2 separate regions of the Homo sapiens genome follow, and region 2 is linked to region 1. Evidence: read pairs that join two places in POLR2A ChIA-PET (ENCODE). Cell type or tissue: MCF 10A. All regions are shown on one strand. Each heading gives the region's core, and the rest is flanking DNA. Links, peaks and the distances in the headings are about the cores only. Region 1 overlaps LINC-PINT (long intergenic non-protein coding RNA, p53 induced transcript). Region 2 overlaps LINC-PINT (long intergenic non-protein coding RNA, p53 induced transcript).

Region 1 (16,527 bases), core at 3,628-11,627:
TCTATTTTTTATTTTTTTGATACGGAGTCTTGCTCAGGCTGGAGTGCAGTGGTATGATCTCAGCTCACTGCAATCTCTGCTTCTTGGGTTCAAGCAATTCTCCTGCCTCAGCCTCCTGAGTAGCTGGGACTACCGGCACCCACCACCACACCTGGCTAATTTTTGTATTTTTCCTAGGGATGGGGTTTCCCCATATTGGCCAGGCTGGTCTTGAACTTCTGACCTCAGGTGATCCGCCTGCCTCAGCTTCCCAAAGTATTGGGATTACAGGTGTGAGCCACTCTGTACCTGACCAGATAATCTTTAAAAATCTCCTCAAGACTGCCGGGGCTATCCTCATTTTACAGAGGAGGAAACCGAGGCTATGAGAAGTGAAGTCGTTTGCTCAAGGTCACTTAAACAGCAAGTCACAGAGTGGGAAATACAGTCTAGGTCTGGTGAGGCTGCAAAGCTCATGCTCTTAACTCCTGTTAGTACAAGTACAGTTTTCTGCTCTCCCACATCACCTTTTTCAAAGGGCTGATTAGATAAACAGTAGAATTCAAGTCCTAAGAATAGACTATTTACATATTGAATATTAGCTTTAAGTTTATAGTGAGGTGTTGGAGAAGTAACTAGCTAAAAGTCATTTGTGTAGTGCTGGGTTTTTTCTCCATTGGTTACGGTATGATTACTAGTAATGCAGCATCCTTAGTCTGCCTGAAAATTATACTAGCCTCATTTATTTTGTAATGCATTTGTTATAACTATGTTTCTCATTGGTAATACATTTCTAGCAAAATATTGTATTTGCCTACTGCTACCTTAAAAGCTAACTTCAAACTTAAGTCTTAAAATATTTCACAGCTTTGAAATTTTAAGTGACTTACAGCCGAAGGAGGAAAAAAGGGTTATCTATCGTGGAAGGTATGTAGGAACCACTTTATAGATCGCTAAAGATAATTTAGTCCGATTTAATCTATTACACTTATCAGGAAACTAGCACCTCTGCATCCTTCTGGGGAACCTAAAATGCTTATATCCAGGGCCTGGCACTAGTGATGTGAACCTGGATTCAGTTCTTTTTGGAGCGCTTCCATGTTATATGTTCTGACCGTCATAGTACTGTCTCCCAGTTTGACTGCTTTTGCTTCTGTTGTTTTACTCCAGACAAGGAATTCACAGTAGATGGTTCTGAGGGATGGTTCTATGAGAATTATTTATTAATTGATCTAATAAGTATGTATTGAGCACTCCTACCAACCAGGCCTGGCTCTGAGTGCTAGGGATGTGGTGGGGCACAGAACAGCATTGCTGCCTGTTTGAGCTTTTGCCCTAGTGGGTAGGGGGCACCCAGTAAACATGGGGTGCCATGTCAGGTTGTGATAAATGCTGTGAAGAGGTGCAAAGCCAAGTAGAGGGATAGAGAGTCACGTTTCGCTAAGTCTCCAGGCCTCTCCGAGCAGGTGACAGTTAGAGGAAGAGCGTTCCAGGCAGGGGGAATCACACCCTGGGGTGAGAGAGTGCTGGGCAGGTCAAAGGAGCACCTCTGTCAGCCCTCGTGTCACTGGAGCAGAGTGGGCAACAAAGGACAGAGCATTTGGAAATGGAATTGGAAAGGTACCCAGGGGTCAGTCCATGCAAGCCTGATGGGCTGTGATGGGCAGTTTAGATTTGACTCCCAGTGGCCTGAGAGGCCCTTCCTGGACAGGGGAAAGGTGTGTTAGGACTTTTAATTGTAAAGGGTTACTGGATGCTATGGGGGCAGCGGGAGTGTGCTGGGGACAAGAGTGGAAGTGTGGTGTGGCCCAAGTGAGCGGGGTGGTCCAGGTGGGTAGGTGGTGGCTGAGACAGGGTTAGTAGCATTGGGAGTTGGAAGAAAGGGTTAGATTGGGGATGTTGAAGATAAAGCTGGTATAATTTGTTGATAGCTCGGTTGTAGGGTATGAGAGAAAGAAGAACCAAGGATAATTCCAAGACTTTTAGACTGAACAACTAGGTAAAGGGAAGTGCTATCTACTGAAATGGGGAAAGTGAGGGATGTGCAAGGTGAATAGGAGGAGATGTTGGCAGGTGTTCCATGAAAAAAGGATTTCGTAGTCAAATTTATTTTGGAAACATGGTTCTAGAGCATGACCAGGGGCTGGAGTAGAGGTGGCAGAGGTGGCAGAGAGAGGGCTGAAGAAACCCATTTGTCTTTATCCCCCTACTTTCACCTCCTTACTACTAATATTCCTACCAGGGGTTGCTGTATGAGGGTGTAATAAGGGAGAACAATCAGCTAATTCCACTATTTCAGCCATTTGTCAGTTTAGTCAAACAATGGGTTGGTGATATTAATTGACCATAATCATAATGATTGCACCCATTGTCCAGATAGGTCCAGCCACTGTGTTTGATTGAAGCAGAGCAATCAAGTTTCCAGTCAAAGTCTCTTGAGGAATTTTTTCACCACTGCAGACAAGGAGCATAGCATTAACCCACAATGTTGAATTCCAGTAGGATGCTGAGTGAAAGTTCCTTGTGGGGAATATGGTAGGAAATAGCAGAACAAGATGAAAAAATATTCACAGAGAAAAACTCCAGAGCAACAGCTGGATCTGTGGCTGTGTTGGAAACATAAAGTGTTGGAGAGGTTAGGCGAGTTCCCTCATGGTCCCTAGGGTTCAGGACAAATTCTACAAGGCTTGTTAGGGAAAAGGAAATCTTACAAAGCTTGGTTGAGAACAGGGAGGAAGGCGGTCCACCAGGGCAGTTCTGTGTGACTGATGGAATGTTGCCCCTGACATTCATTCATTCATTCATTCATTCATTCATTCATTCATTATTTGAGACAGAATTTCTCTCTTGTCGCCCAGGCTGGAGTGCAATGGCGCGATCTTGGCTCACTGCAACCTCTGCCTCCTGGGTTCAAGTGATTCTCCTGCCTCAGCCTCCTGAGTAGCTGGGATTACAGGCACGCACCACAACACCCAGCTAATTTTTGTATTTTTAGTAGAGACGGGATTTCACCATGTTGTCTGGGCTGGTCTTGAACTCCTGACCTCAGGTGATCCACCTGCCTTGGCTCCCAAAGTGCTGGGATTACAGGCATGAGCCACTACGCCTGGCCTTATTTTTAATAGGTTTTTGAAGGCAAAATCCACATAACATAAAATCAGCCATTTTGAAGTGAATAATTCAATGGCATTTCAGTACCTTCACAATGTTGTACAGCTACCCTTCTGTCTAGTTCCAAAGCCTCTTTATCCCCTCACAAAAGAAACCCTGTTTCCATTAAGCAATCAGTCCCTATTTTTCCCTCTCCTCACCCCCTGGCAACCACCCTAATCTTTTTTTTATGGGGAACAAGAAAGCAGCTTTGACCGTGGGTGAACATAAAGGCTGCTTAGGATCGGGATATATGGATTTGGGATGGCTGTTTGCAGGCATTGCTTGGGAATGCCAGCATCCCTGTACCTGGAGACCTCAGTATCTGTGGGAAACCCCGGTATCCCCACACTCAGAGTGGAGGAAGCCACTGGGCTTGTGGGAAGCTGAGCTTGAATATGACCTCTTCCACTGGAATAAAGTGCCTTTGGCTTCCAAAGGAAAGAGCTGGGAGAGGCTAGTTGGTTGAGGCAACCCAGAGGGAGCTTCTGGGACCATTTTAAGGTAGTTCAGCTCCTTGCAGCACAGCAATGAACAATGAACAAGTATGGTTAAAGGTAACAAGGGAAGTGTCATTTCCAGCTTGCCTAGCATGGATTTGGCACCTCCATTCATTTGTTGGGGTCATCAAGAGATTGTGTAAACATGAGGACTTTGAATCACTAGTACATTGTTTCACACTGGAATTTATAATAGCCTAAGGTCCAGATACTTGGTTGCATATCTGCTTGGTTGGAAATGCCATTGTTCCAGCTATTCAAGAACCAGGCCAGGCACGGTGCCTCACACCTGTAATCCCAGCACTTTGGGAAGTTGAGGCAGGAGGATCACTTGAGGCCAACAGTTTCAGACCAGCTTGGGCAACACGGCAAGACCCTGTCTCTACCAAAACAAAACAAAACAAAACACAACCAGATTTCAGATGCCTAATGTTTCCATAGTACTTATTAAGCTAAGCGAATGGAGTGGAGAAAAATACAGAAAGGAGAAGGAATCTTTGATTTTTCCCTTTCTCCTTCTGTAATGGACTGAATGTTTTTGTCTTCCCCCAAAATCCCTATATTGAAGGCCTGACTCCCAATGCGATGGTATTTGGATGTGGAACTTTTGGGAGGCAATGAGGTTTTCATGAGGTCATGTAGGTAGGGCCCCCATATTGGGATTTGTGTCCTTATAAGAAGAAGGGAGACCCAAGTGCTCCGTCTCTCCCTGCCTTGTAAGGGCACAGCAGGCCAGGAGGAAAGCCCTCACCAGGAACCACATCTGCCGGCCCCTTGATCTTGAACTTCCAGCCTCCAGAACTGTGAGAAATAAATTCCTTTTGTCTGTGTCACCCAGTTGATGGTATTTTGTTAGAACAGCCCACGCTGGCTAAGATACCTCCCCTTTTTATCTGTTTGTTTAATGCATTGTACATGCCAGTTGTACACAATTAAATAAGTAGATCCAAGCAACACAGTGGTATTTAAAGTAAGTAAAAGTTTATTTTCTTCCCTCCAGTCATAATCCCTGGGAGGTAGCCATTTTAAGTTTGGGGTTTGTTTAGTCTTCTCGCACCATCTCATAAGGTAGTCATTAGCCACTTGTGGCTGTTTGAATTTAAACTAATTAAAATGAAATATAGTTAACCATTGAGTTCCTCAGTCACACTAGCCATATTTCAAGTGTGCCATGGCCACATGTGGCTGGTGGCTGCCGTGATGAACAGTGCAGACATAGAACGTTTCCATTCTTACAAAGTGTCCTGTTAGACAGCAGTGTTCTAGAGGAATTGTATTCCTATACAAACATATACACTGACATGGTTGGCATAACATTGTACATACCGTTCTGCAGTTTGTTTTTTTCGCCTAACAGGGAAACTGTTAATTTAGTGTGATCCACATGCAACGTCATGCCAGGAAAAATGTAAAACAGAATGCATAATCAAACATAGAGTTTGGGTAAATTAAAATTATTTTAATTTCAAATTTTAGAGGTAATTGCAACATAACTTGATGCTTGTTCCAACTTTAACTAAACAAATTATTTTTGGAACTGGTCCACTCAGCCTTGCATATGTTAAGAAAGACAATTCTTAGGAGATGTGCTTGGGCGTAATCTGCTAGGCTTACCCTATATATTCATACACAGTTCCTGTTATTCCTCTGTTTTATAAGAAGAGTTGGTATCTTTTTCTGACTTCCCACAATTCAGTGACCGCTAGGCACATGTGGCTATTTACATTTGAATCCGTATTTTAAATTAAACTGAAACATTCCTCAGTTGTACTAGATGTGAAGTACTCCTTAGTCCTTTGTGGTTGGTAGCTCTGGTGTTGGATAGCATGGATGGGGACATCTCCACTGTTGCAGAAGGCTCTGTTACACAGTGCCGCACTTGGTTCAGTTACATCTGTCGTTAAATGCAGTGACTTTCCACAGGAGAGAGATGGGAGAAGCGATAACTCCCAGGGAGGACATCGTGAAATTTCTGTGATTGGATGGAGAGCTTGCATCTTCATTCCCTTCCCACTTGAAGTTCTGATGCTTTTCTCGGAAGACATGTCTTCCAGCTGTCTGTTGAGAATTAGTGTTCCATAGTAAGTTAATTGTGGGAAAGAAAATTGGTGCCAATAGCTTTTCAGGGTTGGACTATTACTGATAATTGGTGAGGTCCATACATAGTTAAACAGCACCTATATATAACGGTAAATGCTGCTGTTCAATTTCGGCTCCAGAGCGTTTAGTAACATTAGTTACAGCAAGTGCTGATGATTACATTGAAGCTTTGTAAAATGATAAAAAATTAGAATATTGGAAATGCATTCTGTATTGTGTGCAAAACAGCATGTATTTATGCCACCTTTTATGGTTAGGAAATACGTAATCTAGAAAGATTCACAAGAAACAGAATACTTTGCTCTGGGAATGGAAACAGTACAAGAAGACTGGTGAAAAAGATTGACTTTCACCGTATACGTGTTGCTTCATATACTTTGTAAATATATGCTTGTTTTAGTAGTAGAAAAAAATCAATCAAATAATGAAGGAGAAATAAAACACATTCTTAAAATGTGCAGGATGCAGAATAGGTCATTTAGGAAACTAGGGTCACGTAGGACAGAAAGAATTGCACGGTTGAGTGAGAGCGTAGGGCTGGCTGCTTGTGGCCAGAGCGTAAACCCGCACGAGGCCGCTGGGCACACCTTCTCCTGACGCCGGCCCAGCATTTCTTAGCTTCTGGCTATTCTGCAACAATTAAAGCTTTAAAACTGTTTTTCTTACATAAATGTAATACGTTTTAGGAAAAAAGTATTTCTAGTACTGATTTTTTTTTTTTTAAATACAACCCTTTTTAACACTTGTAGAACACAACTTAGGAAATGCTGATTGAAACTCTTGGAAATAATTAGAACAGAAAGATGAGATTGAAAAGAAATTATTTTAGGTCTGGGTCACCCTGATTTAGCACCAGTCTGAGGCAGGAGAATGGCGTGAACCAGGGAGGCAGAGCTTGCAGTGAGCCAAGATTGCGCCACTGCACTCCAGCCTGAGGACAGCCTGAGGGCGACAGAGCAAGACTCCATCTCAAAAAAGAAAAGAAAATGAATCTTAGCGTTAATTGAGTTTAAGTCAAATTGTGACGCATTGTGGCTTATTCGGCACAGCCTGCTCACAGATAAGCCACATGTGCATTGAAGGTTCTCTTAAAAGTCCACACTGCTCTTTCTCCTCCCCCATCCTTGGCTGACAGGTACTGTCAGTGAGGAAGAGGTGGGAAGGACAGCAGGGTGGGGACGTAGACAGTGGAGACAGTGGCTTTCTTCCACCACCACGCCTCCGTACTTGTGCGTCCAGGAGACAGCAGCATCAAGATGGAGTGCCTGTAGAGTTAACGGTGAAGTGTTCCTTTTTGAAAACTGAACCCTGTAATTCAGCAAAATTAATTTTTCTGTTAAAGCAAGTTGCTGGGCTCTGTACCTTTTCAGGAAAGAAAACTAATCAGTTTGGGGAAAATGTATGTCCCAAACAGCATGTGCTATTAAGGAAATCTTGTTTGTTGTGGAAATTTAAGGCAGAGCTTCCCAAAGGCAAGGGTAATTTGCAAAATATTTAACTACTAGGACAGCATGGGAATCCAGTCATTCAGGGCGGATGCCAGCTCAAATAACTGGCATGCTGTACCAGTGCCTACAGGCTGAATGTTACTCCTCCTGGAAGCTGAAGCCACTGGAGATAGGAGATGAGCCATTACTGGGTTTTGTGGCAGAGCCTGCTGGTTGGCCCCCAGTGTCCATACTCCTGCTTTATATAGCAACCTGAGACCTACTTCATAGCTGGGGCCGTGGCAGCTATATGGTCATGTGACTAAATTCTGGTCAGTGGGAGGTGAGTTACCACGTGGGCCCTTCCAGGAACCTTCCTTAAGGGACAGTGTGTCTTCCTGCTTTGCCGTTTCTTCTCCGTCCCTTTCCCGTTCTGTCTGGAATGTGGAAGCCACCATCTTGAACCGTGAGGTTGAGGTCACACATGGGTGGACTGCCATGCTAACCTTCCTGGGCACTTCCCTGAGAAGGAAACTTCTCTTGTTTAAGCCACTGATATTTTGGGTCTCCTGCCACCCTGAGCCAAACCTAATTCTAATTAATGTAGGTTCCAATCTGCTAGGCAAGTTCAGCTTGATGTTACTTAAAACTTAACCATCCTGTGAGCTGGGTATTTCTGTTTTCCTTTAATGGCTTACGGGACTGGGATTAAAGAAAAATTAAGTAACTTGCCTCAGTACTTCCCAGCCAGCTAGGACAGCATTTGAATCCCTGTCTGACCTTTCTGAATTCCAGTCTCCAAAAGTTTAATCCTTGCTGTAGTGATTAACATGAAACTGAAGGAGGGCATGTGACACATGGTTTTGCAACATTCACGTTTTGGCAGAGCCCCAATTTTGTGGAATTTTTTTTTTTTTTTTTTATAAAGACGTTGGGTTTTTCAGAGAAATTCATTTGTGGCTTTTTGAAAGTGACAAACATGTTAACTGTATTTCAGTCAATAATACTTATCAGAAAAGCTTTTTTTTTGTTTCAAAGAATCCCACGTGGTTCCTCTAATTTCTAGTATTAATTGTAGTTCGCTAATTAGGAGAGTTCTGTGAAAAGAAAATAGTTGGAAGAGAGACTGTGGTTCATTTTCTTTAGTTATATCTACATTGGAGAACATTTCAAGACAATTAGGAATTTTTTTTTTTTTTTTTTTAGAATTCTCTATGCAATAATTCCAAAATGTTACCAATATTTATTACATGATTATGTAGAAATTAGGATGATAGTGGAATTAAGGCCATAAATTGTTCGGATTGTGACATGGGAGCAGCCACTGCAGCCAGTGTTTCTGCAAAGTTTAGTCAGAGGAGAACAGAGACCTAGGATGGCCCCGTGCTGTGCTGCTGGGGCCTGGGAGGCTGGGTGTTGGGGAAGGAAGCTGGCAGCGGATGCCTGGAAGGCCAGTGGGGCCCAGCAGGTCTGGGGAGGTGGCTAAATGGGGCCCAGTGCAAACTAGTAGCTGGCAGCAGAACCTGCAGTGGAGTCGAGGGTCTTGATCTGCAGCCAAGGCTCCTTCTGGTGGGGCCCTGAGTGGCCCTTCAAGTCCATTCATTTTTGTCCTCAGAGTGGAACACTTAATTGGCCACAAGCACAGCAAACTCCCAGTTGTTCCCGGGAACACAAGATCTGCAGGATTTGCCCTATGAAAAAGGATGCTGTGGCAACTAAGTTTGGGAAAATGCTCTGTTGTAATACCTCTCCTAGCAACTCACATGCCCTCTTAGCACTGTAAAAGTCTAGGATGTTGAGAAATTTGTTTAACTTTATTTAACCCAGTTTCTGAAACTGACTTAAACATGGAAATCAAATCTTTTTTTTTTTAATGTGATGACCCGTGGAACTACTACGTGCATTTTCTGACAAGCAGTTAACAGTGCTCTCGGAAATAGTTGTGTGAGTAGGTTGAGTTCCTGAGAAGACGCTAGATTTGAATCTGAGAGTCTGGGACTTTTCTTGCTGTCCTACTTGCTTTTATTTGCCAATCTATATTGTCTACACTTGAGTGTGCTTGCTCATACGTATTTCACAGAAGCAAAACTTTGATACTTGAGAGGCCCTTTGAGGTCATCTAGTTCTGCCTTCTCATTTGCTGGTTGAAGAAACTAAGGAAGGTTAAGTCACTTGCCAGAGGCCAGTAAGTGAGTATGCTGGAGCCATTCAGTGTGCCATTAGTCAATCTGAAGTGGAAATTACTTGAGTTAGTTCCTTACTTTCAAGACTTTCATACTGATATCTTGAGATTAGGATGGGATAAGAATGAAAGCATTGCTGTTGGATTTCCTGCCAAGGTTTGGGATGGGTAAAATGAGCAAAAGAAAGTGCCCTGGGTATAGATGGTGCTTAATAATAGGACTGCTGCAGAGGAAAGCAAGAATCCAGATCAAGACTGCCCCCCAAAATTAACTTATTTGTGTGTCTAAGAATGACTTAAAATAGGCTCCTATTGCAAAAGAATGTAGGAAGTGCGGTGGTGCAATCACGGCTCACTGTAACCTCGACCTCCCAGGTTCAAGCGATCCTCCCATCTTAGACTCCCAGGTTCATTCATTTTTGTCCTCAGAGTGGAACACTTAATTGGCCACAAGCACAGCAAATTCCCACAGGTGTGCACCACCACGACCGCCTAATTTTTTTTATTGGTAGCGACAGGGTCTCTCTGTGTTGTTCAGGCTGATCTCCAAGTCCTGGACTCAAGCTGTCCTTCTGCCTCGGCCTCCCAAAGTGTTGGGATTACAAGCATGAGCCACTGCGCCCAGCTGCTTCTGAGTGGCTCCTAAGCAATGAACTGATGAACAACTAAACAGATGACATTGTAGCTATTGCCACATTTCATAGCATGGCGACTACCTTGAGCCTGTCAGTGCTCATTAGCTGCAGGAGGTAACGCTTGTTTGTTTTTCATAGAGTTAAAGGTATGAAAGCATGTTTTTTGGAACTTTCTGCAAGGCCCATGTTATTGACGTCCTTAAGATCCAAATTATTTTGCATTAACTTAGGTTTTTTTCTCTTTCTTGGTGAAGTTAGTAGACCCTTGCTTATTGATTGGTATATGAAATTGGATCATTTTATTGTTGTGAGAGGTTCAGTTTTATTAAATATCAGAGTATCACCTTTCATACATTTTTTGGAGCTAATTTTGAGTGTTTTTCTTGTATTTTATGAAATACTATCTATAGTCATCTAACGAAACAATGCTGTTTTTCTGTTACAAAGCTTTCTGTTCACGTGTCTACATTTGAAGTTACTGCATTCAGAATGAAAGCCATACATCTGACCTCACAATGTAAGGATATTCAGTTTTCTTCCTGATAGCCTAGAAGAAGGAAAAGAATCACAAGGTTGTAGCATTGCCCTGTTTCTGTTAGACAAGAGAAGTCCTCTAATGGCAAACCCTTGATGGTGTGCAGTTTCCAAAGTCTGGTCCCCGTTGGAGCCTCTCACCTCCCATAGAGTTAAAGAGAGATTTGCCTCAGCAACTGGACCATAGCCATCAATGTCTATTGAAACTCCAAGAATAAGTTTAAATTAAACCAAACATGCAGAAGATGAGAAAATAAGTCTTATTTCTAAAAATAGGAGGCTTCCCCCCCCCCACCCCCCAATGGCTGTAGACCTGAGGGCTTTTAGTAAGTAATAATGAACTTTTACAGTAACTGTAATTTGAGTCAGATAGTTTTTCTCTGATTTATGCTACCAGAGTGACTCATGAGGGCACAGCATTTTAGAGGCTCTTTCTGAGACAGAAAATGTCTCTGACTTTTGTCAAGTAAGTAATTATTGATGTAGCGTGAGGATCTTATAATCTAGAAGAAAAAATTATTTATTTTCATATGCCTATTAATTTTCCATCTGTTGAACTGAAGCCAGGGAGAGATGAATGCACAAAGCTGCTTCACCCTTCTGCTTCCTCCCAGGCTGAGTCTCTACTTCGTGTGTCCCCTCTCGCTCCTGGAGTCCCCAGTCAGCTCTTAGAGGAATCCTTGGGAACCTTGTTCACATGATACTAAATGACAAAACCTTTTTTGACCTTTCCCCCTACAGACAGACCTTCCTCTAGTGTCTTTGTCCAAGGTTGAATGATTGCACTTATTACACTCGAGTGGAATTATTTACTTACATGTCTCTGTCCCTTTCTAGAGAGTGACTTCCTTAGAGCAGGGCCTGGGTGGTCTTGATTTTGTATTTTAGGTAGGACCAAGCACAGCGTCTGAAACACACAGTAAGCCTTTAGTAATTGTGAAAGTGAACTTCTCCACATAACAAAATAGTGCTTTGGAATTTCTTTTCATTATACTGCAGTGATTTTTGTCTTTTTGACTTCAAAGTCACTCGCTCTCAGAATTGAAAAAATTGAAAGAAATGATAGTATTCTTCATCATTCCTTTTATGAGTCTAGTGGACTCTCTAGTCTTCACAAACATAGGACTGATAACTTGTTTTATATTAATATTTTGTTGTATAAATACCTGTATATTTTGTGTTACTGTGTGACAAAACTGAGTCTAAAATATGTGGCTAGAAAATCTAAGAAACCAAGATGAGAATCTTCAATGATTTGTAGATTATGTCATCTTTATATCATCATGGTGTGAGGTGTTTTCTTGGATTGAGTTCCGCTGAGACAGAGATGTATGTTATCTGTTTGGAAGGTGAAAGAAACATTTTAAGGGAAGCGAGATAGGGAAACAATTGGAGCCTAACTTTGCTGGACACTCTGGGAGCCAGTGTAAGGACCAGGCCTCAGTGTTAGCCCACATGGGTCACTTACACATCAGCTTTGGCCAGTTGCTGACTGAGAGGCAGCAGCGGGGTGCGGCATCAATTTCCAGTGCTTTGCCTGCCATGTGGGCCCCATCCGTGCTCATGGTACCGCCCTCCAGCGGAGCGATGGCAGCCAGCTGCCCGTGGAGAGCCCAGCAGCAAGCCCAGAAATAAGGCCCAGGGACTAGGGGTGGGGGCAGGTGGTGTCAGGCAAATTTGTGTGCTTGCTTATTTGATGTTTCAGTCTCAGTCCTTTGAATCGTGAATTATCAAGATAGAGACTATTTGAAACATTTAAGAATTAGAGAAAAATAATAAGCACAGTATTTTCTTCTACTTGAACTGGGGCCGTTCTTCCTTCAAGAGGGAGAAGCTTACGAAAGATTATTCTGCCTGAGGAGACCTCGCCACCCCCTGCTTGAACTTTGGTCCCTGATCAATTCTGCCTTTGAATTCCTCCAATTATTATAAAGTTCTTCCTTATATTGAGTAGAAGTCTGCCTTATGGTGATACGTTGTATTTCTCAGACACGGACCCGGAAGTGGCGCCTTCCAATTCCTCCTCCTCTTCTTTTCTCTTTCGTCAGCAGATGGCGTCTTCCTTCTCTTTTTCTTTCTTTCCTCCCTCCTCTCTCCCCACCCTTGGCAAACATTTGTCACCAGGATGGATGCTGTTAGAAAAACGTCTCCCTGTGACATGTTGTCTTTTCAAAAGGACAAGAAGGAAAGGAGGAAACAGGTTTTCATTGCTTAAGGCACATTAAAACTGGCTGGTTCTCTCTAGCACATTTCTTAGACAAACACCCGTTTTCCTTTAGACTCAGAGCTGATATGTTATTGTAACAGTTAAGTTTGCCTTTACATTTTTATTCATGCTGCCTTGCAGGTAGATGGTTCCTTTTGACTTTTTTACGTAGATGGGCACCTTTTGTTAATTTTACCTTTTTAAAATACAAATGTAGGCCAGATGCAGTGGCTCACACCTGTAATCCCAGCACTTTGAGAGACCAAGGTGGGTGGATCACTTGAGGCCAGGAGTTCGAGACCAGCCTGACCAACATGGTGAAACCCCGTCTCTACTAAAAATACAGAAATTAGCTGGGCGTGGTGGTGCATGCTTGTAATCCCAGCTACTCGGAAGGCTGAGGCAGGACAATTGCATGAACCCAGGAGGGAGAGGTTACAGTGAGCCGAGATCATGCCACTGCACTCCAGCCTGGGTGACACAGCAAGACTTGTCTCAAAAAAAAAAAAAAAAAGTATTTTCTAGAGAAAAATCTTTTGATGTACAGATAAATAGATTAAAATGGATTTGTACTTAGTTTTGGGAGTAAAACTGGTAAGACAGTGATTTGGCCTAATCACTTTGAATGCAGACATCGCTGGACACATGAAGATTTAAAATTGGGCAGAGAAAAAACTGGGCAATTTTTTTTTCACCTAGATTCTTCCAGTATTATGGGCAGAGAATACATACAACTTAGTGAAAGATTGTTAGTGACTAGAAGGATTTAATTCACATATATTGTAAAACCAGACTGCATGTGGAACAAACTGTGTGTTTGAACTAATTAAGTATTCAAAGAAATATTTAATATTTCTTATTCACCCACCTTGCCCCCTTTTCTCCTCCTTTCTCGATCAGTAAATATTTACTGGATGTTTCCAGAATGTGAATGTTGCATAAAAACAAGTATATGAAATTGTCTTTGCTATCAAGGATAATATAACTGAACGTAATATATTAGCCCACTTTGCTGCTTTAGGAAGAATACTAAGGTGAGCCCAGTTTAATCTTTAACATATTGTTACCTCTCATTTCTGCTTGTTCAAATCCAAGCTGCAACTCAGTGCCATCTTCTTCATGATTATCTTTACTCCTACCCCTCTCTACCTCCATTCCCCCAAAAAGTGATCTCATACTCCTGTGAGCATCCTTAGCATTTATGCAGTCTTTTCTTTTTTTTTTTTTTTTATTATTATACTTTAAGGTTTAGGGTACATGTGCACAATGTGCAGGTTAGTTACATATGTACATGTGCCATGCTGGTGCGCTGCACCCACTAACTCATCATCTAGCATTAGGTATATCTCCCAATGCTATCCCTCCCCTCCCCCCACCCCACAACAGTCCCCAGAGTGTGATGTTCCCCTTCCTGTGTCCATATGTTCTCATTGTTCAATTCCCACCCATGAGTGAAAATATGCGGTGTTTGGTTTTTTGTTCTTGCGATAGTTTACTGAGAATGATGATTTCCAATTTCATCCATGTCCCTACAAAGGACATGAACTCATCATTTTTTATGGCTGCATAGTATTCCATGGTGTATATGTGCCACATTTTCTTAATCCAGTCTATCATTGTTGGACATTTGGGTTGGTTCCAAGTCTTTGCTATTGTGAATAGTTATGCACTCTTTTCTTGGACTTTGCTCTTTCTCCTTTGTCGTATAGTTATATTATAGTTGTTGACCTTGGGCTATCTTCATTCCTAACGTTCTCATTCTAGTACCTTGTGTAGAAATGCTGTTCACTAAATGACATATCGAATGGGTATTAAATTTATTATTAAGTGCCTTGGCTCTTAATTGGTCAGGCTTGGATTTCAGTCTCAGCTCTGCCATTTACTATCTCTGTGATTTTGGCCAAGTATTAACCTCTCTAAATTTCAGTTTGCTATTCTGCAAAATGGGAATGATGATAATGACTACTTGAAGGAGACTTTGTGAAGATGGATGATTTTTGCAACAGTGTAGGTAAGAGATAGTGCCTGGGCATAGTAGTGCTTGGTAAATTTGGGTGTGTGTCTACATGCTTTTCCAGGCTATATGCACAGACACACAGACACACATAGTGTATGTGCAGGATGCTAGGCACTAGAAGAAAGATGAAACCACACAAATCCTATGCTCATGTTGCTTAAAGAAGAAATAAAACTGTGTAAGGTAGAGGTGAGGTGTGGTGACTCACACCTGTAATCCCAGCGCTTAGGAAGGCTGAGGTGGGAGGATTGCTTGAGCCCAGGAGTTCAAGACCAGCCTGGGCAATATAGTGAGACCCCATCTCTACAAAAATTTTTTTAAAAAAATAGCCGGTCATGGTGGCACATGCTGGTGGTCCCAGCTACTCGGGAAGTTGAGGTGGGAGGATTGCTTGAGCTCGGGAGTTAAAAGCTGCAGTGAGCCGAGATCACTCCCCTGCACTATGGCCTGGGCAACAGAGCGAGACCCTGTCTTCAAAACAAAGCCAAAAAAACCGTGTAGGGTGGAAAATGATGGCACTGTTGGAGCAGCAAAGATGGAGTGCTGTGGGAGTTCACTTCTTTCTCCCAGAGATTGCGCTAGGCAAGGTATGGTTTATGGGAAGTTTTAATGCAAAAGGTGGCAGTTGTGCAGAAAGCAGAAAAGTGGGTAAAGCTTGAATGAGTGGAGATGGAGGCAAGAGAGACAGAGAAATAGTAAAAATATATATTTTTTATCTTTTCAAAAACTTGTTGTACATTGGAATTTTCCAGTCAAAGGCTGAGATTGGAGATGGATATCCCCACTGGTCTGCAAGTCATTTTATAGACTTGCCAAGTGCCTGTGTGGGTTCTCAGATGGCCTACTGTCTTTGGTCCGAGTGTGGTAGCTGTCAGGTCAGAAATGAGGAAGTGCACCAGGACTCCAGCTTTGGTAGTCTGTAGCACTGTGTTGGGTATATTTCCCACAGATATGGAAAAGGGGAAGATGTAACTTGGTAATCATCTCTAAAGATATGTCATCAAGAAGCTTTTCAGCTTAATTGTTAAATATTCAAATATAGGCCAGGTGTGGTAGTTCATGTGTGTAATTCTAGTACTTTGGGAGGCTGAGGTGGGTGGATCATTTGAGGTTAGGAGTTCAAGACCATCCTGACCAATGTGGTGAAACATCATCTCTACTAAAAATACAAAAATTAGCTGGGCATGGTGGTATGCGCCTGTAATCCCAGCTACTCGGGAGGCTGAGGCAGGAGAATTGCATGAACCTGAGAGGCGGAGGTTGCAGTAAGCCAAGATCACACCACTGCACTCCAGCCTGGGCAACAGAGCGAGACTCTGTCTCAGCAACAACAACAAAAAATTAAATATAATAGAAGCTCTCTCATCAAGTATGAGTAAACCATTGAAAAAAATATGTGCAATGTTTTGTACTCCAGCCTGGGCAACAGAGCGGGACTCTGTCTCAACAACAGCAACAAAAAATTAAAAATAATATAAAGAAGCTCTCTCATATTGTGTATATACAGATTTTTCTAAGTAATTTGAAGTAGATAGGGAATAAGAGGATCAAGTATGAGTAAACCATTGAAAAAATAATGGAATGTTTTGTGCTTGTTGCGCATTGTATCGTCCAAATTCAAGTGTGGACTTTAATCTCCAGTCTACAGTCCGTCCATAAGGTTAATCTCAGTGATTCCAGTTGGCATAAAAATCTACCGCTCACACTAGTAAACTAACAAGTTTGCCCTTCTTCTCCCACCTTCAAATGCCACCCCCAATTCTTACACTGTTTAAATAGGAAATTGGGAAGCATTTA
Region 2 (16,527 bases), core at 5,059-13,058, 52 kb after region 1:
ACGGGGTTTTACCATGTTGGCCAGACTGGTCTCAAACTCCTAATCTCACGTGATCCACCCACCCCGGCCTCCCAGAGTGCTGGGATTACAGGCGTGAGCCACTGCACCTGGCCAGATTTTGTCCTGATTATCTGCATATTTCATTGTGTTTTTAAATAATACCAAATTATTCTAATAATTTAATTCTCCACATCACAATGTGCTGTCCATCATGATACCTTAATTTTTAAAGATTCTTAAAAAATGTTTGAAAGATGCTATGTTTGTTTGGCCACAGGGCATTTTCATTAGCAAAATATCAAATTATGTGGCCAAGATATGTTGGTAGATGAAGACCTAAATATTATTTGTCCTTCAGTTGTAGGATTTATTTGCACTGGCCATTTTAACTCACATATGAGGGACACAGTGCTTATTGTGTTTACCCAGCACTTAAACGACATTTAAAAAGTAAGGTTCTTACTCGTGGACCCAATTCCTAGGAAAGGTAACCATGCTACCAAAAATAGTGTTGATTTTTACTGATTTTACTATCTGTCTAGGCGCTATCTGTAGGACTTATTATATAACCTGAAGACAAGGATGGATAGATTAGAGGAATAAGAAATTTTGGGCACATATCTTTTCATATTTTTTCTGAAATGCATTGGTACACTTGCCACAGTGTACATTATACTTGAGATTTATTTGGGTTCTATTCAAAACCAATGAGGAGAATAGCACAAGTGGGTGCTAAGAAAGAGGCACCCCTAGGAGCTCCGTCTAGCCAGACTAGCAGCAATCGCCCCTGTGACAGGATTCACTGGTTTGGGGGAGATAAGACCTGGAAGATGTGTTAGAAATGACCGGCTCATACGAAAGGTTTAAGAACCAACACCTGAGAATGAATTCCTTTAAACTTTGAAATAAATAAGAGTTAGATTCAGTACAGAAAAGTAGAAACCCACTTAATTGCATTCTTACATGTTTTCTAGAGAAGGAAGAAAGAGATGGAGTTTGAATGAATTTGCTAAGAACTGTGTTCAGAATGCATTAGGGTATCAAAGTGGAAAAGAGGCTATCTGTAGCATAGACTATGGACTATACTTGAGCAGCAGGAGAAATGAGGACAGACAGCAAAGCACAAGCAGTAATGTTTCCTTCATGTGTTTTTTCCCTTCTTTTCTCTCCAGTGTGAGTCTTAATCTCCATTATGGATGATTGTGGCATTAACTATTAAGGGTACGATACAGTTGGGATTAGGATTCTGGACCCAGACTTCCTAGGTTCAGATACTGGCTCTGCCTCTTAGGCAACTGACTTAATTTCTTAGATTCTTTATCTGGAAAACAGGGATAATATTAGTATCTACCTCCATGGGATTATTAAGGGGATAAAATGCGTTAATGATGTAAAAAATACTTAAAATACTACCAGCACATAACAAGCACTCAATATATGTTAACTATTATTATATGACTGTATTTCATGGATTTTTTTTTTTATTTTCTCAAATTTTATCCTCTCCCCATAACCCCTTGTGGGGAGAGTAGGGACCACACTGGGTGAATGAGTGAATAATGACTTGCATGATATCTTTAGAATTGTTGATGATTAATGTAAATGCATCTTGATTTGTGGGTTGGTTTCCAAGTTAAGGACATAGAAGCATAGCACTGATTAAAATTAAATTCACACAAGATCCACTCACCTAATTTCAAACGTGATTTTTAATATTCTTTTTCTTTTTTTTTTTTTTTTTTGAGACGGAGTCTCGCTCTGTCGCCCAGGCTGGAGTGCAGTGGTGCGATCTCGGCTTACTGCAAGCTCCGCCTCCCGGGTTCACGCCATTCTCCTGCCTCAGCATCCCGAGTAGCTGGGACTACAGGCGCCTGCCACCAAGCCCGGCTATTTTTTTGTATTTTTAGTAGAGACAGGGTTTCACCGTGTTAGCCAGGATGGTCTCAATCTCCTGACCTCATGATCCGCCCACCTCAGCCTCCCAAAGTGCTGGGATTACGGGCATGAGCCACTGCGCCCGGCCTTTAATCTTCTTTTCTAGTAGTCCATTTTTCCTGGAACTCACAGAAAGGATTATGTTTTACATCATGGAAAAGTATATGCAACACATACACATATATGAAACTACTTTATGAAAAAATAGCTGCCCCACTAAATGTGAACTCTTATTTTCTGTTTTATTCTAGTCTGTTTCATCTTCATAAAAACGCTGCTTTCAGTGCACTGGATTTATTTTACAACCCACTAATGGATTACCCTACAGTTTGAAAAACATTGCGTTAGACCAGTTTGACTGTTGTCAAGAACCAAAAAAGGTACCCTTGATTATAACCAAAAATCCCTTCCTGTTCATTCCCTTCCCTAACTTCCCCTGCTACTGGAACTGGAATTCACCAATCTTACAGACACACACACACACACACTCACACTCACACTTTAACATGTCACCAGCCTATTTAGTAAGGTCATAGTTTGTGTTGTCATTTAAAAGACCATATTTATAATATTAAATGCATAAAACTCATTACTGTAAGATAGGGTCCAATGATCATTTTCAGTAAACAGTTTAAAGTTAGCTATGTTAATAGTAAAGGATTTTTCAGATTCTGATATCTTAACATCTACACCCCTCTTCTCCTCCACAGTTAAGTAAGGAATTAAGAGTGTCATGCAGGAAAATGATTTTATTCTAAGAACAGAGCCCTAGAGGCCGTGTTGCTTTATACTGAGCTGTCCATGGGCTCTGGCTTGGTCCTTCTTGGCCAGCACCATGTTTGGGAGCTAACTCCTCCTGCTCATGCTCTACGACCATGAAGCCGAACACACACCACCACTGAACTCTTGACTTTGGGCTCTCATCAGTTGAATCACCAGCCAGACCAAATGACTATCTCTTTGAAAGACTGACCACTAAATTCTTACCACATTTGCCACACAAGGCCTTCCCAGTTCATACACGCTGGCTTTGCACACATCCCATTCATGCACATGGCTGGTCACACACATCACCTGCCTTTGGTCAGCCTCTTGTCCTCTGCTTCACAGAGCAGCCAGGTTGTCCTGGCTCAGGTCATATATCCAATCCAGCACCTTTTCCATCTAAGTTGGGAAAACTTTCAATATTATGTTCTTTTCTCTTTCTGCCTTTTTTTGAGGTTGTCTTGTTAATTCCATACATACTTTTTATCACATTTCTTCCATATTTCAAGTAAATCTGTTTCTCTTTCTAAGCTTTTTTTCTTTCTTCCCACTTTGAGAGCCCCCAGTGGTATTAGTAATTTTGGAGAGCCCCCAGTAGTATTAGTCATAGCGGATGAGCTTAAGAGTAGTGATATAGCCTGGTGCTGTAGTACATGCCTGTAGACCCAGCTACTTGGGAGCCTGAGGCTGGAGGACCACCTGAGCCCAAGAGTTCAAGTCCAGCCCAGGTAACATAGCAAGAACCTATCTCTTTTTTTTTTTCAGATGGAGTTTCACTCTTCCTGCCCAGCCTGGAATGCAATGGTGCAATCTTGGCTCACTGCAACCTCTGCCTCCCAGGTTCAAGCGATTCTCCTGCCTCAGCCTCCCATGTAGCTGGGATTACAGGCATGCACCACCATGCCCGGCTAATTTTGTATTTTTAGTAGAGACGGGGTTTCTCCTTGTTGGTCAGGTTGCCCTCGAACTCCTGACCTCAGATGATCCGCCCGCCTCGGCCTCCCAAAGTGCTGGGATTATAGGTGTGAGCCACTGTGCCCAGCGACCCCATCTCTTTAAAAAAAAAAAAAGAGAGAGAGAGAGAGAATAGTGATATAATTGTATCAAGGGAAAAGCACATGATATATTTGGAGGTAAAGTAAGGCATAATAACCAGTGTCATCAACTTCCAAAGCTCTTGAGAGTCTCAGTTGGCTTCCTCCTGACTAAACCTTCTCATATTTGCATACAGATAAAATCATTCTTAGTTATTATTTTATGCTTTATATAATTATTAGTATTGCAACACAATTAAAATATATATTTCATTTGGATATGTAATATTACATATAGGATACATGATATGAAATAAGTTTTGTGAAATGACCTGGGTACTATCATTAGCAGCAATATTCCTAAGGGAAAAGTAGCCTCAGTCCTAAACCACAAATATATGGATACATTTTGGGAACATAAGCAAGTATTTGAGGACTACTTTAATGTCATTATTTCTCTCGCCCTCTTTTTTTTTTTTTTTGAGACGAAGTCTCACTCTGTTGCCCAGGCTTGAGTGCAGTGGTACGATCTCCACTCACTGCAACGTCTGCCTCCTGGGTTCGAGCAATTCTCCTGCCTCAGCCTCCCAAGTAGCTGGGATTACAGGCACCCGCCACCACACCCAGCTAATTTTTGTATTTTTAGTAGAGACGAGGTTTCACCATGTTGGCCAGACTGGTCTCGAACTCCCGACCTCAGGTGGTCCGCCCGCCTCAGCCTCCCAAAGTGCTAGGATGTTATTATTTCTCTTAACCATGCTTCTGTTTTTGGAAAGAGGTTGACTATTTTTAGATAACTGTAAGTCCTACTACAGTGCTTCCATAATTATTTTATTGTCAATAATAAATTAAAATGGAAATCATAGGAAATTGAGAGTATTCTGAAAGCAAGGATATGGTTAAACATGGATTTTGAAAAGACGGTTCACTTTTATTCCTTCTGTGTACATGCTTCTGACACTTGCTTGGATATAAAGTTCCCTTCTTTTAAACACTGTTTATTCTATGGGACAGTTGATTACAGAACATTGGGACCTTCCCTGATTCAGGTTAGTGGTCCCAGGTGACCCAGGATAGCTGCTTCACTCTGGACATTTTCTCTTACATACATTTGAAATGTGACGGCTTTGCCAAATGAGACACATTATCTTTTTTAAAACTGAGAAACAGCTCGACATGGTGGCTCACGCCTGTAATCCCAGAGCATTTTGGGAGGTCGAGGTGGGCAGATCACCTAAGGTCAGGAGTTCAAGACCAGCCTGGCCAACATGCTGAAACCCCCTTTCTACTCAAAATTCAAAAATTAACTGGGCATGGTGACAGGCACCTGTAATCCCAGCTACTCGGGAGGCTGAGCAGGAGAATTGCTTGTACCCGGGAGGCAGAGGTTGCAGTGAGCTGAGATTGTGCTATAACACTCTAGCCTGAGCAACAGAGCACGACTCTGTCTGAAAAAAAGAAACAAACAAAAAAAAGTGTTATTTCTGAGAAATAACACTCAGAAAAAGAAAAGATTATTAAACTTTTGTTAGCAGAAGAAGTACATATTGCCTCTTCATGAAGGAATTTCAGTCTTTGTTCTCTGTGCTGACCTGATATTATTAATAAATTTTTTTGATAATAATTACCTAGCAGCACTTTAAATTCATTTCCCATTTTAGAGCTGAGGTATACACGCACACACACAGGCACACATACACAGTGTACAAATATATATATATATATTTGCTTGAGTGTTAATATATAGTCCAAAGCTTACTGTCCCCTATGTAGCAAACTAATGCTCACTAGTGGAAGTGAAATTTGGCAAGGGATCTTAATCATCAAGATGATATTCTCATTCATTTAAACTTTATATCTCTGCAAAATTTTGTGTTTCTAAAATGACCTTGAACTTGCAAATATATTAAAGGTGTTGTTTCCAAAGGGATACAGATGGAAATTATAATTTTCATGTCAGGGTCCACACTGGCCAAATATGTCCCAGAATTCCTAAGCTCAGTGTTGCACGTAGCATGACTGGACATGACTTTGAAAATGTTTCAATGTATGCCCCACTTTGAGACGCAAAGGCATGCATAAAATAAAATGATAAAGTATTAATTTAAAAAATCATCAACGTCTGAGAAAATAGAAAACAGAGCCTTTGGGGTTTGGCAGCATTGCCTCTGTAGCGACCCTGGGGGTGAGTTGAGAAAGTGGGCCCAAATAAGGAAGGCCTGTGGGCCCCGCAGCCCACCCGCCACAGCAGCGAGCATGTGAGGATATTGGACCTTCACCCAAGATTTCATTTAGGGGAATACAAGGGGTTTTAGTGCTAACACAATTTGAGAAACACTGCCCCAACAGATCTGCATTTACCTATTAGGCAAAACACTTGGAATACCAAATGTACCAGATCCGCTCATAGTAGTAAGTCAGAAGTCAGCTTCCTTCCCCTTTGTGTTAGGATACCACCATGCGTAATCATCCTGAAACAAAGGTGCGGGGGAGGATTTGGAAAACTTGTTCCTAAATAAGCTGTTTTCTAAGTTGAGCTCCCCTTCTCTAGAAAGTTTCCTTAGGAACATTATGCATATTGGAGACAAAGATAAAACCCTTTTTATTAAAGTAAAAAAAATGTTGATAGTTGTTGGTGATGTCCAAATAATATTTTCAAGTCATATTATAATGATGGGGTTTCCCCCAGTACTTTGGATTGAAATAAACGGGTTAGAATGGAGAACAGATGACAGGAGTCTTCTCTGAAATTTCTGAGAGGCCACACAATCTTAGGTTGAATAAAGAAGGAATAAGAATAGGAAATACGGGGCCGGGTGTGGTGGCTCATGCCTGTAATCCAAACACTTTGGGAGGTCGAGGCAGGTGGAACACCTGAAGTCAGGAGTTGAAGACCAGCCCAGCCAACATGGTGAAACCCCATCTCTACTAAAAATACAAAATTAGCCAGGTGTGGTGATGGGCTCCTGTAATCCCAGCTATTTGGGAGGCTGAGGCAGGAGAATTGCTTGAACCTGGGAGGTGGAGGTTGCAGTGAGCCGAGATCGCGCCACTGCACTCCAGCCTGGGCAACAGAGTGAGACTCCGTCTCCAAAAAAAAAAAAAGAAAAAAAAAGGAAATACGGAAAGATGATGATTTGTTTTAAATACATTTCCAACAGTATTTCTCTGTTTCCTTTTTTAGAAATCCTTTCTGTTCATAGGGCAGTTGGGGTAGAAATGGACACACTTAGCCAGCACGGCTTCTTCCGTGGAGGATGCACCATGTGTCCCTGCTGTGAGATGTAGACACCTGAGTTTGTGTGTTCAGATACTTTCGAAGAAGTTTTTTTGGTGAGACTTCTTTGGCAAAGAAAGCTGCATATAAAGTTGTTGATGCAGTGTCTGGAACATAGTAATGATCGATGCAGGAGGAAGATAAGGGGGAAGGTCCCTGGAGAGTCTCCCACCAGCCTGTGCACTGGGAGGAGGGGATGGAGCCTCAGGAAGTTCTCACCCTTTGCAGCTAGGAGCCTGGCCTCTCCTGTTCCTGGGTGGTGAGTTGGGATTCAATCTGTGAGATGGGGGCCTGTTCATAAAAACTCATCTTGCTTTGCTGAGAGTCTTTTTCCTTTTTGCCCAATAGATTCCATAACCCCTCACCCTTCAAAGGGTCTGTGTGCGTAACTTTTCCTGGTCATGTGACAAGAACCCAGTTTTTTCTACAATAGTAAGGAATCAGTGAGCATTAGTATTCTTTCTCTTTTTCTTCCTCTTCTCTTTGGCAGTATATTTTTCGCTTTCCAGCTGTAGCATCTGTTAGTGTAATATTCATATTTGCCCTCAAGTACTGCATTTTCCAGGTTTCTGCAGCTTGGACTTTTCTGTCTTGGTGGAGTGAAGCAGAGGTAGGTGGGGAGGGGAGATCAAGTGAACCCAGCCTGGCTCTCCTTTTATTTCCCTGGAGTTAGAAGCCACAAGTTGTCCTGAGGAGGCTTTGCTGTTCTTGTCACTCCTGACTTCAGCAGGAATCAAGGACAAAATAATTGAATGATAAAGGAAGATGGAAGCAGCTATAATCAGCTGTTCAGTTCCAGTAACAGGAAAAGTAGTCCTCAAACTTTAGAGGACATAAGAATGACCTAGGATGCCAGTTAAAATTCATTTTCCTGGGCTCCTCCCCAGAGATTCTGAGTCCAAACTTAGGTAATTCTTAGTTTTTAATGTTTTGGTTGATCACTAGTATAGCACAAAGATTAATATATTTTTAAGAGTTTTTACCACTCTTTGGTAAAGTTTGCTACCCTCAGGGAGCCCCAAAATTACGGCTTAGAATTCTTGGCTTAAAAAATGAGCCAAACCATCCCCATACCTATGTATGACTCTCGGGCAGTCATGTAACACGAACAAGCTTTGGCAGTGGTGTGAGACTTATTTGTAAATTGCCAGTGTCAACATAATTCTTTTCTCATTGGCATTGCCTAGTTAAGGAGTCAAGTCTCACTGTGGTTTGTTCTCTCTGTGGTTTCCGTAGGGTTGGGGAGAAGGCTACAGAAAAACGAACCCTTTCTAGTTTTGACTGTCTAGGGAGTAAAAAAAAAAAAGCCTGTCATCTTTCTGAATTAGGATATAAGACGCCTGCCCTGAAGGTGGCAAATCAGACTTCCACACGCATTGCCTTCATTTAGCCAATAGCCCGCTCTGAATGTGTATATTACGATGTGCAGTTTCATTCATCAAGGGGATTTCGGGCTCCAGCAGCACGCAGCCTCCAGTCTTGAGTGACTCCTGGGCTTTGGCTCAGCAGTAACTCCTCCATAAAAACAAGTGTGTGCATCTGGCTGTTAGAAGAATTCATGCTCATCCGGGTAAGGATAAACTGGAGAAATTATTCCTTTTTTTCCCTTTGGGTGGTTTTGAGGTTTTAGAAAAATTGATCCTCTCTTTGAGAAGAGTTCAGAACTATTTGTCTGAAGTTTTTCCATCCAAACTGCTTTATCGTATTATCCACTGTCTTACCCTTTTCCTGTGAAATCTACCCTCTTCAAAACATAGTTTCATTTTCAAATTTTAAAAGATAAGATTCCATTTTTCTTTCCGTGCATGAAACTTTAAAAATTAAATCACCACAGTTGCTACTGGCTTAGAAGTGGGGTCTTATATTTTTAGGAAGTATACTTTAAAAGTTAGGCAGAGGGGAAATCTATGTTTGCATTTGATTTATGAAACAGTGACTGTTACATTAAAGGGCGGATTTTCAGACATACTACTTGATCTGCTCTGACAAGCTATGAGCTCTCTCTCTCTGCCACTTTTCTCCCGAACTGTGTTCTAATGGTGGAATCAGCTCATCTTTTTTCCTTAGGCATGTGGTTTAGTCTGTGTACATTCAGCGCGGTGGCATTTTTCTTGAAGAAGTGACTAAGGCTTCTTGGATGAATTCTGTCTTTGAAAGAGGTAGTAGAATTGCATCAGAAAGGCATTTACAGTAAATGGCTACCCCCCCTTCCTGTAATGACCGCATGTGAAAGAATGCATTAATTCTTGTTTTGAGGAAATGAGAGTTGTAGAGTTCTATGAAAAACTCCCTTTTTTATCATTAGTTAGCCAGGTTTGAATGTTCACATTTTAAAAATCAGGCTCATTTTGTGCTATCTAAATAAAAGTCACAAAGATACAGCTTTCCACTCCATGTTCTATGTGGAGTAACCAATCATCCTGAACTCAAAAAGAGGAAATTATGTTGAATATGGCTACAGTTAATGGCATAAGCCTAAACTAAATTAATTTCTTCATAGTCTTTTTTTATATTAAGTTACTGTGCTTCCTAGCTATGTTGCTGATTTGTCCATCAGGATTTGATTCTCAGTGCGACGGACGATGAAGACTAAAAGGAAACTCCCATAGATGATCTGGTCAGGAGTTCTCATGGAAGCAGTACCGCCCCCTAGGTGACAGAGTGGAAATTTATGAGGGTATTCTGGTGGTACAATGAAGGATTTTTCTGGTTTTTTTTTGAGATGGAGTCTCACTCTGTTGCCCAGACTGGAATGCAGTGGTGTGATCTCAACTGACTGCAACCTCCGTATCCTGGGTTCAAGCAACTCTCCTGCTGCAGCCACGTGAGTAGCTGGGATTACAGGCCCAAGCCACCACACCCAGCTAATTTTTGTATTTTTGGTAGAGACGGGGCTTCCCCATGTTGGTCAGGCTGGTCTCAAACTCCTGACCTCAGGTGATCCGCCGGCCTCGGCCTCCCAAAGTGCTGGGATTACAGGCATGAGCCACCTCGCCCAGCCTAATGAAGGATATTTCATGAGTGAGAGCGAGAGAACTTAATGTCCCACAGTAGAAAAGAGATAAAGAATTGCCCTGTAGTACACATGACTTTCAGTTATCCTGTTGGACATTCGTGTAGGGAAAGATCAGTTTATAATTTTCTGAACCTAGACTTTATTTTTTCATAAAAATGCAAAATAATTTTTGCATACTTTTAATATACACAGAATAGATTCATTTTCATTCTCTGGTCCACCTATACTACTTCTTTCATTTTCCTGCACTTTTAATATGGAAAGCTTCTAATCTGACTTCTCTTAAATACAAGCTTCTTCTTTATAAGTAAGTTACAAGCATCTATTTGATTACATAGTTAATTGTACCTGAAAATTATTTATATAATGAAATGTGAAGTATTTTTTATTATAAATTGCTTCTTTTAGATTATCTTTTATGTACATTTAGGATATTCATGTTTTAAAGCTGCATGTACAGTAGTTAATATTATCAACAAATTTGATTTTAGAGTAGTAAATGGGACATGACAGAATTTTTTTGTCATATAAAGAGAGCTATGAGAATAATGGATAGGGTTTTGAACCAATGAACCAATCCGTGCCTCAGCGTTTAAGGAAGGAGGGTATGCAAATTACCCAGATAGGAGGGATGCTTATCTTCTTCATGAAGTTCCCCAGGGAAGATTTCACGTGTACCTCATTAATTTGTATTAGTATTTTGAAATCTTCATAGTAAGCTAGTTCTTCTGTATTAATATTTTCTAGGAGTCTTCATATGTCACTCTAAAAACATGACCGGGCCAGGTGCAGTGGCTCATGCCTGTAATCCGAGAACTTTGGGAGGCCGAGGCAGGTGGATCACTGAGGTCAGGAGTTCAAGACCAGCCTGGCCAACATGGTGAAACCCCGTTTCTACTAAAAATACAAAAATTAGCTGGGCATGGTGGCAGGTACCTGTAATCCCAGCTGCTCGGGAGGCTGAGGCGGGAGAATCACCTGAACCCGGGAGGCAGAGGTTGTAGTGAGCTGAGATCGTGCCATTGCACTACAGCCTAGGCGATAGAGCAAGACTCTGTCTCAAAACAAAACATGGCCAGGCACAGTGGCTCATGCCTGTAATCCCAGCATTTTGGGAGGCCATGGTGGGCGGATCACCTGAAGTCAGGAGTTCAAGACCAGCCTGGCCAACATAGTAAAACCTTGTCTCTACTAAAAATATAAAAATCAGCCGTGTGTGATGGCACACTCCTGTAATCCCAGCTACTCAGGAGGCTGAGGCAGGAGAATTGCATGAACCTGGGAGACAGAGGTTTCAGTGAGCCGAGATTGTACCACTGCACTCCAGCCTGGGTGACAGAGTGATACTCTGTCTCAAAAAAACAAAACGAAAACAAAAAAAACCTGTGACTTTTGGTTACTCCCCTTCTGTAGAAAAGATGAGCAGGTATTGAGAGAAGTAAACTGTAAACTTGCAGAGGAGTTAAAAACAGACTCAGGTTTTCTTGAACAGTGGACATGGTGGCACTGTCCCTTTGTCATGAACATAGTCCACATATGCCATTACAAACTGTTGACAGTACTGTAAAATATAACACATTCTAGGTAAGGTATTGTCTATATGGTAGATTAAATCAGAAATACAAAGGCTGGGTGTGGTGTTTCACGCCTGTAATCCCAACACTTTGGGAGTCTGAGGTGGGTGGAGCACTTGAGGTCAGGAGTTTGAGACCAGCCTGGCCAACATGGCAAAAACCCATTCCTACTAAAAATACAAAAGTTAGCTGCACGTGGTGGTGCACACCTGTAATCCCAGCTACTTGGGAGACTGAGAAAGGAAAATTGCTTGAACCTGGGAGGCAGAGGTTGCAGTGAGCTGAGATCACGCTACTGCACTCCAGCCTGGGCGACAGAATGAGACTGTGTCTCAGGAAAAAAAAAAGAAAAGAAAAAAAGGAAAAAAGAAGTACAAGTGTGAGGTTAAGTTACTCAAGCATGTGCACACATAGTGTTCCCTATTGTTATTTGAGGCTTGCATTTTTAATTTCATAGAGCTTTTTCTTGTAGTTCTTTTTTGTTGTTGTTGTTGTTGTTATGTTGATGTAATTCTCAAATATTTCCAGGAATACTAATAAATTGGGGGTTTTTTTTTAGTTTTTTTAGAAAAAAATCTTTTTCTTAAATATTCTGTTTCTTTTTTGTTATTGTTGTTTATCTTGGTTTTTCTCTTTCATGTTGCAGACTTTTAAAATATATATTTGATTTTCTTTTTAAAAATGAAGTGCCATTACGGCTGCCTAGAAGTTCTGCATGACAGCATCTGCCTCTAGCAGGCTTCAGCCTGGGTACACAGAGCCACCCTGAGCCCTCTTGCTGGGGAACTGCTAGATGTCAGAATGAGGAGGGCTTGACTGTGGGGTTCTCTTAACCACACTAGCTATTTAGTCTTCACCAGACGTTTGTTTAATTTTTTTTAGAAAATTATCTCCCTTTTCTTATTTTTGCTCTGAAGTGGGGAAGCTATAAGGTTTTTTTTTATAAAGACAGGAAGTAGTCATGAAAAGAATAATTGTTATTTCCAGACTTTTCAATTACTCTTCTCCTTTCTACCTTTCTTGTCACTTCTGTCACAGTTCTTACTTTTCCTGAGTCTGGAGCCTGTTTGGGGTCCATCTGAATAAAATCAACTCTTCACTGCCTTGGCAGTACCCGCTCAGAACTCTCCGGGCTGTAAGCTGCCTCTGCTCAGCTTCATCGCTCAGTGCTCTCCCCACATCCTTCTGGCTTCCTGACATTTGGTGAAATCTCTCAGGCCCCTGAAACTTGTTGTTGTTGTGGGTCTACATACCCCTTTTATAACCGTAGTGGGGTCTTCCAGGCGCCCTGACCGCCATCATGAAAGGAGAAGTACTTTCATTTGTTGATTTGTCAGAAATATATCTGAACAAGTAAATTGGAAATACCTTTAGTCAGGCATTTAGCCAGGAAAAAGATTAGATGGAGCATGATGACTGCAGTGGGTACTGGGGCTTGGGAAAACAAACCCTCACAATTACTGGATTGGGAGGAAACAGTGGGCTGACACTATTATACAAAGATACACTTTCCAGCCAGTAAAGACATAGCCATTAATCATAGAGCCCCATAAGAGGATCTTTTAGCTTTGTTGCTAGAAGAAAGTTGCATCTTGTAAAACATCCAACTTAGTCATTTAAAAAAATCTTTAAGTAGTGGTACTTGTTCCTGATCTTAATACAAATTAAATGTGGATACGCTTGCTTGATTTCTTCCCTGCCCTTTAGCATAAGAGCTTCTGAGAGAATTTCCTATTCTTCCCTTCTGTACTATTTATTTCTTGGGCTATAGACCCTCATACTCCCTCTTCTTTTCCTTATAAGAAGCAATTCACATTCTCTTTTCCCATCTCCTTTGTGGAAAAAATCTCCAAACCCTTGTTAATTATCCCTTTGTCATGTTCGTCAGGTCGGTCCTGAAAGTGTCAGCAGACACTGTGAAGATGGGAAAAGTAAGATGTTGACTAGTTCTTTAACTTTTGTGACACAAGTGGTGTCCGTTTGTGTCAGAAGAAAGCCTGAATTGATGTTTCCATCTCATGCTTCCCTCCTTTTACTTAGAAAGCAGTTTCTTTGTGAAAAATCCCTGGAGATCTTTCTCAGAGGTATTCCACAGTTAGGGCCAATTACTGCAACATGATGGAAGCTTTAGGTTCTTCTCAGGCCTAGCCTCATTTCTAGCACAATACTAGGAGGCTAAAATCTATCTCTAAAATTTGCAAAGTAATAGTGATGGATGTTAGCTATTTTTAATGTAGCTGCTTAGAGACAGTTGAAGATAGTAAGGGTCATAAGGGCCTTCTCCTATCTGACCTCTGTACCCCTGTAAGTTGTTTACCAGCTTAGAGCCTCCTGTACAGTTCTAGATCAAAGAGCAAGTCCTCTGAGGCCATGCCCTTGGAAGCAGAGATGGAGAGTAGTGAAATCTACTTAGCTCTGAGGGTGTGAGCTCCCAGGCAAGCAGAACACACTTGGGATTTTATTCCTGGTATTGACCAGAACATCTATCATCAGCCTATGCCAAACACCCCCTTTCCACACCTTGTTTCTCCCACCTATTTCGCATAACTTCCTAGAGATGAAGAATGTTTCTGAGTGTGGATTGTCAGATGTCTGCTGAAAAATGGTGGGCCTAAAAAAAACATTCTGTGACTGCAAGAATGTAGAACACTCCCACACTGGTTCTGGGACCTGGCCTATTGGTTGGCTATTACTGTTGAATGAGAGGAGAACCAGCAAATTCTTTCTTTTCCTCTGGAGGAAATACCTTGTATGGATGGTCCCCCAGAGAAGAGAGAGCCATGGCTAGTTGTGAACTGAAGTAATCCAGATACAGGCACCATTTGATGGGATCTAAGTGTGCGAATCAAATTGCATTCTTCAGGAGGACATGGGGATGTCAAGACAATTAAGGAAATCCTACCATCCCTCCATTTTAATTGATGTAAAATTTACATGCATTGAAATGCACAGACATTCAGTGTACTCCTGTTCCCAGACCCCAGTTAAGAGAGAGAACGTTTCTATCACCAGGTTTCCTCTTGCCCCATTCAGTCATTCGCCACCCTCACTGGCAAAAACTTTCTGCTTTCTATCATTGCAGTCTTGTTCTTGAGCTTCCTCTAAATGGAATCATGCAGTATATACTCTTTTGCGTCTGGCTTTTTTTTTCACGCAACAGTTTTATATAGTTGTCTGTATCATTCTTCCTTTATTGCTGGGTGGTATTCCATTGTATGAATAGACCCAATTTTAAACTCTGTTCTCTTGTTGACTGACATATTGATTATTTCCCCATTTTTGGCTACTATGAATATTAAGCTGCTGTGAATGAGTTTTCTCTCACTCTCACTCTTTTTCTTTTCTTTCTTTTTTTATTTTTTATTTTGAGACAGTCCCACTGTGTCACCCAGGCTGAGCTGCAGTGGGGCAATCTCAGCTCACTGCAACCTCTACCTCCCAGGCTTAAGCGATTCTCCTGCCTCAGCCTTCTGAGTAGCTGGGACTACAGGCACGCACCACCACACCTGGCTAATTTTTAAAATTTTAGTAGAGATGGGCTTTCACCATGTTGGCCAGGCTAGTCTCAAACTCCTGACCTCAAATGATCCACCAGCCTCGGCCTCTCAAAGTGCTGGGATTACAGGCGTGAGCCACCACACCTGGCCCACTCTCACTCTTTTTTAGGTTTAATTGCTGCACCGTACACTAGGTGTATGTGTACCTCTGTAAGAAACTGCCAAGTCATTTTCCAAAGTAATCGTACCATTTTACACTCCAACAAGCAATTTATGAAAGTTCCAGGTGACCAGGTATCTTAACATTGTATATTGCTGGTTTTTCTACTTATAGTCGTTCTCTTGGATATGAAGTAGTATCTCATTGTAGTTTTCAATTTGCATTTTCTAGATGAATCACATATACTTATTGGCCATTTGTGTATCTTCCCTTTTGAAGTGTCTGTTCAAGTCGTTTGAGTCTGTTTTTCTTTTGCCTGTTTTAAAATTGGATTGTCTTATTATTTTGGTTGGTAGGAATGTTATACATATTCTGAATAAAATATTCTTGTCAGAAGTTTATAATGCAAATATTTTGCCAGTCTATGGTCTACCTGCTGTTTTTTAAAAGTGTCTTTTGATGAGCAGAAGGTTTTAACTTTGAAATAATTTCATTGATCAAAAATGTTTTTCCTTTGCGAGGCCAAGGCAGGGGAAGATCGCTTGAGCCCAGGAGTTTGAGAGCAGCTTAGGTAACATAGCAAGACCTCAACTCTCTACAAAAAAATAAAATATATTTTTAAAAATTAAAACAAAGATTTCTATATTATCTGTATTTTTTGTTTCCTAAGTAATCTGCCTCCCCAGGATTGTGCAGATATTTCTCTGTGCCTTCTGTTAGAAGACTTATAGCTTTAGCTTTTATGCTTTAGTTTATGATCTATCTCCAGTTGATTTTTATATATGGGGTTAAGTAGAAGTCAAGGTTCATATTTTTGCATACATTTTCCCAGTTGTTCTAACATGGATTGTTGGAAAGACTTTCCTTTTTCCATTGAATTGCTTTGGCGCCTTTCTTGAAAATCAGTTTTCCATATATGTGTGGGTCTATTTCAAAGGAACTTAAAGAATGTTTATATAGACCACATGCGGCATGTACTCAAGTCTAGGAAATAACAGTTCACATTGGTCAACCCTCAAGTGACTGGCATACTCTTTAACTTCTATATCGTGAAACATTTATGTCAAAGATCACTGATAGAAGCTGTATGTGGTGGGAGGCATTTTTTGCTTGTTTTTTGAAGCTAACCCTGCTGAAGCCTCCAGAAGTTCCAACATTCCCATGTTAAATGTGATGTTCTTATCTGCACAGAAATAGACCATAAAAAGTGAGATCTAGCCTGAGCCTGCAGGCGACTTCAAGAAGAACAAAATTAACTTCACTTTTCTT

What was found. ChIA-PET counts read pairs that join two places held together with the same protein. Peaks named below come from ENCODE experiments on the same cell type or tissue, not always from the same donor. Only the 100,000 strongest peaks of a DNase experiment are listed, where the experiment ranks them.
Region 2: POLR2A ChIA-PET joins it to region 1 with 15 read pairs; 12 of 35 experiments call an interaction of 5 or more read pairs at or near these places.

Annotation. Positions count from the first base shown.
Region 1 is chr7:131,003,672-131,020,198 of GRCh38, reverse strand. All of the region lies in intron 3 of LINC-PINT (long intergenic non-protein coding RNA, p53 induced transcript), which reads left to right. Among named protein-coding and RNA genes, the nearest start is that of LINC-PINT, 98 kb to the left of the region's middle. RefSeq lists enhancers at 10,597-10,726, 10,757-10,806, 12,476-12,575. In MCF 10A, for the core only: no CTCF peak of the experiment used is centred there; DNase peaks (open chromatin) are centred at 6,758, 7,318, 7,968, 8,858 and 1 weaker place.
Region 2 is chr7:130,953,177-130,969,703 of GRCh38, reverse strand. All of the region lies in intron 5 of LINC-PINT (long intergenic non-protein coding RNA, p53 induced transcript), which reads left to right. Among named protein-coding and RNA genes, the nearest start is that of LINC00513, 48 kb to the right of the region's middle. RefSeq lists enhancers at 8,449-8,538, 9,092-9,181, 8,508-9,707, 11,526-11,585 and a silencer at 12,387-12,436. In MCF 10A, for the core only: a CTCF peak has its summit at 9,669; DNase peaks (open chromatin) are centred at 8,393, 9,123 and 9,633.